3 separate regions of the Homo sapiens genome follow, and all the other regions are linked to region 3. The links are chromatin contacts, found by Hi-C or POLR2A ChIA-PET in ENCODE. All regions are on one chromosome and are shown on one strand. The core of a region is the stretch at or near the end of the contact, and the rest is flanking DNA. Distances in the headings are between cores, read along the strand shown. Region 1 holds the start of LARP1 (La ribonucleoprotein 1, translational regulator). Region 2 holds the start of PCYOX1L (prenylcysteine oxidase 1 like). Region 3 holds the start of ATOX1 (antioxidant 1 copper chaperone).

Region 1 (3,653 bases), core at 942-3,441, 3.0 Mb after region 3:
TACAAAAAGAACAACTAACAATAATAATTATGTCCCCTATTAACAAAGTTTAGAGAGGGTCTAGAGTGAATAATCTCTTCAGGGATTACTTATCAATAAATTTGTAAAAATAAAGCTGTGCATGGTGGCACGTGCCAGTGGTCCTAGCTACTTCGAAGGCTGAGGTAGGAGGATGGCTTGAGCCCAGGAGTTTGAAGCTGCAGTGAGCCATGATCACAATGACTGCACTCCAGCCTGGGTGACAGACCTCATCTCTTCAAATAAATAAATAGTGCATTTCAGTGGCAATGTGCAATAATTTACCTTCTGATTAAGAGTACATGTAATGAACTTAGTAGATTCCTGGTTTAATTCATTGAGTAACATTACCTTCCTTGGTAGCTCTTTTGACGTACTGGCTTGTCTATAAAATTTACACAGCACCTTGACTAACATTGTCTCACTTGACCTTCACATGAGCTCAGAGGGTGGAAGCAAGTCAGGCATTATTTACCCCCATTTTTCCACCAGGAGAGGGGTCCAGGGAAGTGCGGCTAGCTGGCCAAGGCTTGGAGGCTGAATAACCCAAGAGTTGGAAGTAGACATGGCATTACCTGGCTATCCCTACCAGTACTTCTCCCCCATACTGGTTACAACAATCCTACAGCTCAGCTTTGCTGGCTGGGGCAGTTCCAAGAGGCTTTTCATTCAGTCTTCTCCTAGATCCAGCAGGTCGTGTGCTCTAATTCTTGTTTTGGAGATGGCCAACATTCCAGGCTGTTATGTTATGTGAGCACGTGGGATCACAGCCAGTCAGAAGCCAGGACTTCTCCAAGTGAAGTCATAAGCACCAAAGGGATCTTGCTAGACACGCAGATTTCTGGGTCCAGTCCCAGACCGAGCCTGATTCCTAATACTTTGGCATCTGCGTTCAAAGAAGTCTTCCCTTATCACCCAAACAAAAGTAGCCCATCTAGTCTAACTGATTACCACAGTTTAACTATTGTCTTCATAGATACTAGACAATAATTTATTACTTGTTTATTGTCTCTTTCCCCACCTTAGAATAAATTCCATGAGGATAGGGACTTTGTTAGCCTAGTTTATACCAAACCCGTTTCCTAGAACCCTGCAAGGCCCCCACAGTACGAGGTCAGTAAGTATTGAATCGAATGTACACTGAAGTTTGAAACTGCTGTCATACACTGCTCCTTCATTTTACAATAGAGAAACTGAGGCCCACGAAGCTGGAAGTCACTGCTGCAGAGATGGTAAGGGGGCAGGGCCAGGATAAAATCTCAGATCTCAGAAGTCCCAATCCAGGGACGGTTCAACTCCGCCCAAAGCAATTCTTTAGAAAAAAAACGACATCCACTTGAAAGAAAAGACATTTCCTGCCCATAAATACAAGGTTTCGCGGCGGGGAGAAGGGCCTGGCCTGGGTGAGGGCTTTAGTAATTCCGTTCCCACTTCCTAGGCGCCGGCTGCCCGCAAGGGCTAAAGACTCGCTTTCCAGGCCCGGAGTTGAACCCATCTCCGGGTAGTGTCGAGGCCAGGCCCAGCGGCGGCGAGGCGCGGAGCACAACCCACTGAGGTGCGGACGGCTCACCCAACCAAGGTCACCCGGGCGGGGACCGAAGGGGCCAGGCCCGCCGGGCACAGGGGAGGGGGCGGCGTTGGCGCGTCCTCGGGGCGGATGAGGGTCCTCCCTTCGGCCTCCTAGAAGTCAGGAATGACACTAATGGCTCCTTCCCCTGAATCTGACACCCAGCCTAAAGAGCACGAGCAGGCCCGGCAGGCCGCGTGGCCGGGTCCCATGTGCTCCACCTGAGGCCGCTCTCACGCGCTGGCCCTTTAAGATACCTCCCCTCCTCGCCCAGCCTTCTCTCCTATCCCCGTCAGCGCCCCCACCGACAACTCCCGAATTGCATCAGGCACGTGCTCGCCCCCGTCCGGTCTGAGCGTCCCTACCCCCAGCCCGGGAGGTGCTCTGAGGAATCGGAGACGAGGGGCGGGGCGAGGGGCAGGACCGCGTAGCCGTGCGCGCGCCGTCCCGCCGCCTCCTGCCCGCCCGTCGCCCAGGGCCCGGCCAGCGGCGCGCCCCCGCTGCGCCGTCCCCTCCCCTCGCCCGCCGCGTCGTGAGGCGCGCGCCCGCCCGCCGCCTGCCGCGGATCGCGTGGTCTGCTTGGCTCGCCGCGCCTCTCCCCCGTCCGTCCATATTGCTGCAGCCCCCGAGCCGGGAAGCCCGGGCCGCCCCGGGGGCGGGGGGGAGGGAGGGACGGGACTAGAAGCCTGCCGGGCTCGGGGTGGGGGCGTCTTGCGAGGAACGGGCGGGGGGGGACGCACGCCTAGGAGGCCTGGACTGCAGAGTGGGGGGCCTTCCTCCCCCCCCGCCCCGCTAGTGGGCCTCGGATTTACGGCGGCTGCATCTAACTGGGAGGGGGCCGCACCTCGCGTGAACCCCGACCCTTCTCTGCAGGGACTGGGGCCCAGCGCCCCGGAGGAAGGCGTCGCGGGCGCTCTGCTAGCCAAGTTCGAGGCGGGGGAGGCAGCCTCGGGCGCGCCCGGCTTCTCCGGGGGGGCGGGCGCGCAGATGGCCACTCAGGTGGAGCCGCTGCTGCCTGGGGGCGCCACGCTCTTGCAGGCCGAAGAGCACGGGGGGCTGGTGAGGAAGAAGCCGCCGCCGGCGCCCGAGGGCAAGGGCGAGCCCGGGCCAAACGACGTCCGCGGGGGGGAGCCGGACGGCAGCGCTCGGAGACCCCGGCCGCCCTGCGCCAAGCCGCACAAGGAGGGCACCGGGCAGCAGGAGCGCGAGAGCCCGCGGCCGCTGCAGCTGCCCGGCGCCGAAGGCCCGGCCATCAGCGACGGGGAGGAGGGCGGCGGCGAGCCAGGCGCTGGCGGAGGAGCTGCCGGAGCCGCGGGCGCGGGGCGCCGGGACTTCGTGGAAGCCCCCCCGCCCAAGGTGAACCCGTGGACTAAGAACGCATTGCCGCCGGTCCTGACCACCGTGAACGGACAGTCCCCCCCAGGTGGGTCTCCCTCCTTGCCCTCCTGGGTCCGGGGGCCTCTTCCGGGGACATGGGAGTCCCCTCCCCCAGCACCTCCAGGGCCCCGGGGTCTGCTACCGGTCATGGTGACTCGGGACTTTTTAAAATTGCCTCCTGGTTGATCCTGGTCGCCGCGCCCTCCCCCCCACCGTACACTCAGGGACCTGCCCCTGCCCGAGGGCCCGGCCTCCGGGAGGCTACGGCCACCGCCTGGGCCGCAGCGGTTAGTGGGCAACGGTGTGGTTCGGGCCTACCTCGTCGGCAGAGGGTGGGCGCTGGTTTCAGTGAAACGATCCCCACCGCATGCTGGTGTAAGAGACGGTTTCTGGTTTGAACCTTCCTCTGGAAGCCCCTCTTCCCACCCCGCCCGGCGCTCCCCGTTTTGGTAGCGTTGCGAGCGTCCCCATGTTGTAAATGTTTAATGAGCATATGTCACGGGCAACCCAGTGCCCGGCGCGGAGTACATGCTGGCCGCACGGATGCGGGGATTAAAAGTTAACAAGTTTTGTTCTCGGGGAGATGAAATTGGGCTTTAGAATCGCCATTTGGAGACGGGTTGAGGGGTCAGTTGTGGGGAGAAGAAACCCATCGTGTCATCGAATTCGGTGGTTTCCCTCCCCGATCCCG
Region 2 (3,447 bases), core at 338-2,837, 2.4 Mb before region 3:
CTACCAGTTTACTAGTAGTAATCCAGTTTGGCCCAAGTAAATTAAGTCTCAGTGCTGAGTTAGAACCCCAGCTATAAGCTCTTTCACCATTCTCTGAATCACTTCAGTTTTTTGTTTTTGTTTTTGTTTGAGTCAGAGTCTCGCTCTGTCACCCACGGTGGAGTGCAGTGGTACAATCTCGGCTCACTGCAACATGTGCCTCCCAGGTTCAAGCGATTCTCCTGCCCCAGCCTCCCGAGTAGCTGGGATTACAGGCGCACACCACCAAGCCCAGCTAATTTTTGCATTTTAGCAGAGATGAGGTTTCACCATGATGGCCGAGCTGGTCTCGAACTCCTGACCTCAAGTGATCTGCCCACCTCGGCCTCCCAAACTGCTGGGATTACAGGCATGAGCCACTGTGCCCGGCCCAGTTTCTTATTTTAGCCATAATCTCACTGAGTAAATATGGATTTCATTTATTTTTATATATTTATTTATTTTTAAAGACAGGGACTCTTGTCACTCAGGCTGGAGTGCAGTGGCACAATCATAGAACACTGTAACCTCAAACTACCGGTCTCAAGCCTCCCACCTCTGCCTCCTGAATAGCTAGGACTACAGGTGTGCACCACCACTCCTGGCGAATTTTTTTTTTTTAAGAGACGGGGTCTCAGAGTCTCATTATGTTGCCCAGGCTGGTCTCAAACTGCTGGCCTAAGCGATCCTCCCGCCTGACCTTCCAAAATGCTGGGATTACAGGCTTGAGCCACCCCCAGCCTCCGGATTTTCTTTATTCTGAAACTCATCCCTAACTTTATTTTCTGCCAGAGGAAGTCTGTTTTTCACAGCGTGATAAACTAGCAAGTCTGAGCTGCTGCTCTTGTCTTCTTAGAGGATGAAAATGGGAGTTTATCCCTCCTTTTCTCCTTTCTGAAAAGAGAGTAGATGAAACCTTCCCCCGCCTTTTGGTTTTTAGGAAGCAGAAAGCAGAGATATTAACTATATAAAAACTGCAAACACATAAATAACAGCAGTATAGAAAGCATAGGGCTTGTGTCAGCATATGAATGAGGTAGCGTCTTACCACCCTGGCCGCATGCTTGGTCAGCAATTTCCAGCACTTGCAGACACTGCAAAAGGCTTCCCTTATCTCATAAGATGGTTACAACCACCTAGAAAGGTGGAGCAGGATTCTTCGTCTGTGTTATAATAGAGGAAACAGACACAGAGAAGATACAGAGCTAATAACGCAGAGGCTGGACATAACCGAGGTCTTCAAAGCTTCACTTTGGTCTGTTTCATCCCTCTGCCGCAGCTGGGCCCTGGTCCTGATGCTGAGGACCCGAAGCGGGCACACCTGCGCCGGGCAAGAATGAACCCAGCCAATGAGGAGCCCGCATGCGGGGGGCGGGGCGGAACGGGGAAGCTGCCAATGAGAGAGCCTACCCCGAGAGAGATGGAGCTAATGAGGGCCTCGTGCTGGAGAGGGACGGCGGCTTGGCCAATGCGGAGCTGGGTCTGGCGCGGCAGGAAGGCGGGACTGCCAGTGGGGCGCCGGGGCGGGGCGGAGAGCCGAGCGCCAACCCGCTAGCGCCTGAATCCGGCGTGCTGCCCGCTCGCCGCCCGCCATGGCCCGCGCAGCCCCGCTGCTCGCCGCGTTGACCGCGCTCCTCGCCGCCGCCGCTGCTGGCGGAGATGCCCCGCCGGGCAAAATCGGTGCGGGAAGGACGCGGTGGGGTTCCCAGCTGGGGAGGGCCGGCGGGTAAAGGGTTCTCAGTTCTCAGCTAGGTGGGGTATAGGAGGGCGGCTGGGTGAGGGAGGGGTCCTCGGAAAAGGAGCTGGGTGGAGGAGAGGCGCCGAAGGGGACGCGGCAGGGAAGGTCCTGATGGGGCCGGGGCATGGCATGTGAAGAGGGCCACCTAGGACGGAAAAGAGGCCTGGGCAGGACTGGCCGCGGATCTCACCGGGAGGTCCAGGGTCGCTGAGCATCTGCCATGGTCCTGGCTGTTGGCTAGGCGCCCGGGTGACAGAGGACAGAGAGGCTGGGCGATGGCATTCACAGAGGTTGGTTGAGGGCTCTCTGTGTAGCAGACGTGGTGCTGTAGTTCCTGCTGGGGTAGAGCCCTCACAGTACAGGGAAGTCCGTGCTGAGCTGAGGAAGTACGGTGCATGCAGAGGAGGGGCGCTTCACCCTGTCTTTGCGGCCCTGGGAGGGCTTCCTGGAAGTAACATCTAAGCCAAACCACCCCCAGGTCGATAGGAGACAGTCCTGGCAGAGACAGAACACTAGGTCCGCTGGAGATTTGCTGACAGAACGGGGAACTTTTAACAACAGTCTTTTTGTTTATTGTGTGTGTGGTTTCCCCAATACTTTATTTTGAAAATGTTCAGATGTACAGCAAGAATTTTATAGTGGTCATCTGTATACCCACCACCTACATTCTGCCATTAACTGCTGCTATACTTGCTGTGTCACATAACTATCACGCACTGTTCTAGACATCCACGAATCCAGCCTACATTTTGATGCATCTCCAAATAAATTGCAGACATCAGGACACCTCACTAAATACGTCATCGTGCATATCATTGACTAGAGTGTCATATGTGTTTACAGTTGCTTTTTTTTTTCCTCCCTCAACAACTGTCATTTTAACTACATGACTCGTGAAGATTTTCAAGTCCCTCACACGTGATATTCCCACAGGCAGAGATCCTGGGCTTCGGGGTGGGAGGACAAAGACTCTATTCCGCTAGGCCACTCTCCATGCACCCCAGTTGGCAGGAGTGCCTGGAACATCTGATAGAAGCATCACAAACTTACAGGGTCCAGTGCAGTGCTAAAGCTTCTTGTGTAGCAGAACCACAGCCCAGGCCATACAGGGTTAAGAAGACTGAAGCATGCCAGAAACCAGTTTGAGACTGAGAGTTTAGTGCTTGCCAAGAAAAGAGAATCCTGAGGCTAGAGTAGCCAGAGAAGCCCTCATGGAGAAGGTGGAGTTTGAGCCAGGCATTGAAGGATGTGGAAGAGTTAGGCAGGCAGTATCCATGAGTGACCATGTGTTCTCTCTCTGTCCTTAGATCGTTTGAATACAGTGTGGCTAGGAGTAAGCAGAGTGTGCTGTGGGAATATGCAGGGCACTCCCCGTTTTCTTAGGAACAGGCAACAGGACAGGACATTTCTCACCATTGGGGAAGGAGCAGGACCTCCACCCAGCAGAATTGCTGCATTGTGGCAACATGGAGCTCTCTGCCTCCTTCCTCCCAGCTGGCCCTTCTGGCCCCATCCAAGAGTCATCCAGAGCAGGACACTTGGCAATGCCTCACTGCCCTTCAGCTTTCTAGATTTTCCTCAGCCCTCTGACGGGAGCCTCTGTTCATCCTTGGTGGTTTGGACTCTACCCACAACAAGAATGCGGATTCCTGTTAGGATGGCTTAATGCTTGTGCTTCTGCAGGACCAAAT
Region 3 (3,748 bases), core at 1,199-3,698:
CTGCCTGCCTTAGCCTCCCAAAGTGCTGGGATTACAGGCATTACCCGCCGCACCTGGCCTATTATTATCCCTTCTTGACAGATGAGGAAACTGAGATTTAGGGGTTAGTTCACACACTCACGGTGATTCGGCTGAGTAGGGCCTGAATTGAACATAGTCAGCCTCTAAAACCTCAATGCTTAACCACTGAGATCTTGTTAAAATGGGATTGAAAGCTGCCTGCCTATAGTTTTCTCTTCTCTTCTCTTCTTTCTTTCTTTCTTTTCTTTCTCTCTCCTTCCTTCCTTTTTTTTTTTTCTTTTGAGACAGGGTTTCACTTTCACTCTGTCACCCAAGCTGGAATGCAGTGGCACGATCACGGCTCACTGCAGCCTCAACCTCCCAGGCTCCAGCAATCCTCCCACTTCAGCCTCCCAAGTAGCTGGGACTATAGGCACGGGCCACCACGTCTGGCTAATTTTTTGTATTTTTTGTAGAGCCAGGGTTTCATCATGTTGCCAAAGTTGGTCTCAAGCTCCTGCATTAAAGTGATCTGCCCGCCTGGGCCTCCCAAAGTGCTGGGATTACAGGCGTGAGCCACCATGCCCGGCCTCACCTGCCTATAGCTCTAGCCCACCTGTCCTACGTCTACACAGGAGCTACCATTTCTTGGGGACTAGATATATCAGTGGCTGTGTGACATATTTTACTGGCATTTTTCCAGTTAATACTAACAACAGTCCTGTGAGGTCAAAGTTTTTGTCCCTATCTTACAGATGAGGAAATCAAGGCAGTGAGATAAAGCAACTTGCCTGAGGTCACCCAGTTGGCAAGCTGGGGCACAGATTTTCAGAGGTTTCTGGGATTCCAAACCCTGTGCTCTCGGGCATTTGTCTGAGAAAACTCTCAGGTAACACACTCTTCCCCTTCCAGTATGTGTATATAGATATATTTTTTTCTTCCCTTTCCAGTTTTGAGGAAATCCCTTGACTAACACCCTCTTTCCTTCAGCTGTTATCTTGTGGTACATGGTGCCAAGTGCCCTCCTCATTCCCATCATCTGCTCCAGAGGGTTTTTTGTCAAAATCCCCAGAAGATACAGAATACAGTGATGATCAAGCTAGCCTTTTCCTCATTGCCACCCCCCACAAAAAATCCTGGTGGCCTTCACTCCCCAAGCCCCAGGGCAATTAATACTGTCTTCTACCATTGCCACAGGCTGACTTGCCCAACTGGTAGGGCTGATTCTATCAGATTCCTTATCCATACTTTGTTGTTGGAGGATTTGTCTCAAGGCACCTGGCAAGACCCACAGGAAATGACACCTGAGATGTCAGTGGCTCTGCCCAGGAGGCCTCAGGCTCACCTGCCAGCTCCCTAAAGACAGGATGCAAAGACACATGGCAACTGTGGGATACCTCTGGGTATCCACCTGGCCCAGAGCCATGAATTAGGCACCCTGAAGAAAATGCTAAACACCACATGACCCTAACCAAGATGCAACTGAGATCAGAGCATCTTCCCAAGCCGGTGTGACTGCTTTTGCCTGGCACCTCCCATGTGGTCAGGCCTGGAGAGATGGGGAGCCTAAGGATAAGGAGCTGAATCCTGGCTCTGCCAACTTCAACACGACCTGGAATAAGTTACTGGGCTTTTTATATTTTTATCTGCCAAAGGCCTCAATTCTTTATATAAAAAACGAGGCCACGAGCAACAATATATGTGATAAGACTGAGTGATCTGCAAAGGCAGGCTAAGACTGACTTCCCAGACACAGCCACTGAGCAACTGGTGACTGTGCGGGGGGGTTCCTGAACCTCTCTGGGGCTCATGGGTTCAGGCTGAGAAAGTGTCTCCATTCAGTGTCGCCCAGAGTTGATCTGAAAAGTAGGCCAGAGTGGGCAGGGAAATTAAGAAAAGCATGAACCTCTGAAAACCTGCCCGGTCCGTGAGGAAATAACCGGGTCCACTCCCTTGTCCAGAGCCTCCCCACCGCCCTCCTTCAGGCCAGCTCCGCGGGCAGGGCAGCCAGGAGGAAGGCTCAGGGACTAGGCGTCTCAGTTCCCGCTGGCCACCAACTCCCCCATCCCCTGCCCCCTCTCTGGTTCTGTTTCTCTGTGTACGCAGGGAAGGTGTGGGCTTGTCGCCCCTGGAGGCCTTCCAGCTCCGACGTTTTGAAGCCTGGCTCCCAGATTAAACTCCCTTCGGATCCCATTTTCTGAAGGGTCGCAAAAGCTGGGGGCTGGGTGGGGTAAGCTAGGGGACAACAGCGGCTCCGGCCGCCGCCTGAGCCCTTCAAGATCAGCATCCGGTCAAGCGGCTGTGCAGCCGAGAAGCAACCCGGGACTGCAAGTCTGCGTGGCGGGGACGGCGCAACCACTCACCGGCATGACTGAGGCAGCGGCGGTGTGGCGGCGGTGTGGCGGCGGTGTCAGCAGCGCCTCTCTGGATTCGGAGGGCGGGTTCGGCTGCGCTTCCGAGAGTGCGCACTAGAGGCCTGGTCCCGGAGGCCCCTCCCACTCCGGGCCCGGCCGCGAGGGAGGCTCCGCCCCCTCCAGTCCTGATCCCTGCCGGCCGCGCCGCCTCCTTTCTGCGGGCCGGGCCCGTGGTCACCCGGCCTGGACGGAGAGAGGAGGTGAGAGGGGCGCTGCGTTGGCCTCCATCGACTGTCGGCCTTTTTCAGAACGCCTACTTCGGGTCAAGCTTGTGTTAGGGAATGCCAGAGAAGGGCACCGCCTTGAACAGGACATCATCCATCCATCCCTAAAAGGACAGTTTCACTCATTTATTCACCGAGTCAATTTTTATTAAGCGCCAGCCAACGAGGACGCAGCGGTGGAAGAGCAGCAGCAGGAGGCTGCGAAGGACGCAGGCAGTGATAGTGCAGGGTTAGCAGAGCTGTTGTGACAGAGGAGGAAGGGCCCTGACTGCAGTGGGGTGGGGGCGGTTGTGGAAGAGAGGCGGCCTGGGGAGAAGGCAATAATCTGGACCTCGGTTAGCCTTTATCGCCCTGTTACAGGCTTTGTCTCTAAATACAGTCGCATTGGGGGTTAGGGTATCAACATAGGAATTTGCGGGGACACAATTCATGTCCATGTCAGAGTTCAGTCCCTAGCAGAGCCATACTGACTAGAGTTTTAATCTCAGCCCTATCATTTATTAGCCATGTGACCCTGGGCAGATGAACTTACCTCTCTAAGCCTCAATATCCTCACGTATAAGATGGGGACAGTTAAGGTCACTATACAATTTTTTATCTGAACCTTTTGCTAGAGAAAGGAGATGCTATTAATAATTTTGCCAGGACAACAGGCAAACACCATGACTGTTTCAGGCAAACAACGACACATGGTTCCCTCCAAGAAACCTACTTTGCAGTATTGTTGGAATACATGTAATGTGTGCAAACTTCTTAATACATTGCTTGGCACATGGTAGGCACCAAAAATATATATAAGTATTCTCTAATTGCTAGGCCCTCTGTTGGCCTCCCTGGCACTGGGTCTTCCGCTGCTCACAAAATACCCCTTAACCATTCATCCCCTACCCAACCTGCCAGGAATTCCCTAAAGATGGAAGGGAAGGGGGCGAGGAGGAGAGGGAAAGAGGGTACTGGCACATTAGGTCCTGTACGGGCAAGGCTTAGCATCTTGGTAGTCCTGGGTACAACTGTGCCCTGGGGCTAGGGATAGCTAGATTGCCATGAGGGAAGGCGGAGAGTGGACATGAGGGAAGGAAATCCTTCCCAAAGCAACAGTACACAGGGCGA

What was found. Hi-C counts contacts between places; a loop is a spot of excess contacts on that map. ChIA-PET counts read pairs that join two places held with the same protein, here RNA polymerase II (POLR2A). Pooled maps may share reads with other maps.
Region 1: a loop to region 3 is called in a map of B cell, with 18 times the contacts of the local background. The contact joins the promoter of LARP1 here to the promoter of ATOX1 in region 3. A Hi-C loop is called at or near these places in 3 of 168 maps with a recorded cell type or tissue (B cell, CD4-positive, alpha-beta T cell and CD8-positive, alpha-beta T cell) and 8 of 50 pooled maps. POLR2A ChIA-PET finds 5 or more read pairs at or near these places in 2 of 52 experiments (PC-9 and activated naive CD4-positive, alpha-beta T cell).
Region 2: a map of CD4-positive, alpha-beta T cell shows a loop between it and region 3 (5-fold over the local background). The contact joins the promoter of PCYOX1L here to the promoter of ATOX1 in region 3. A Hi-C loop is called at or near these places in 1 of 168 maps with a recorded cell type or tissue (CD4-positive, alpha-beta T cell), 1 of 37 single-sample maps with no recorded cell type and 6 of 50 pooled maps.

The regions. Positions count from the first base shown.
Region 1 is chr5:154,753,186-154,756,838 of GRCh38, forward strand. LARP1 (La ribonucleoprotein 1, translational regulator) reads left to right here and starts at 2,192. Exons shown (of 19, transcript NM_033551.3): 1 at 2,192-3,008. The coding sequence starts at 2,573. LOC112267936 (a long non-coding RNA gene) reads right to left here and starts at 1,835. Exons shown (of 2, transcript XR_002956231.2): 1 at 594-1,835. RefSeq lists silencers at 1,570-1,719, 1,970-2,309, 2,350-2,759, 2,800-2,879, 3,160-3,269.
Region 2 is chr5:149,356,459-149,359,905 of GRCh38, forward strand. PCYOX1L (prenylcysteine oxidase 1 like) reads left to right here and starts at 1,588. Exons shown (of 6, transcript NM_024028.4): 1 at 1,588-1,698. The coding sequence starts at 1,611. It overlaps GRPEL2-AS1 (GRPEL2 antisense RNA 1), which reads right to left and starts at 1,184. Exons shown (of 2, transcript NR_132366.1): 1 at 1,067-1,184. RefSeq lists an enhancer at 1,348-1,642 and silencers at 1,368-1,417, 1,438-1,597, 1,618-1,827.
Region 3 is chr5:151,756,183-151,759,930 of GRCh38, forward strand. ATOX1 (antioxidant 1 copper chaperone) reads right to left here and starts at 2,449. Exons shown (of 4, transcript NM_004045.4): 1 at 2,364-2,449. The coding sequence starts at 2,369. ATOX1-AS1 (ATOX1 antisense RNA 1) reads left to right here. Exons shown (of 4, transcript XR_007059008.1): 3 at 756-889; 4 at 2,107-2,178. RefSeq lists an enhancer at 1,488-1,617 and a silencer at 2,388-2,637.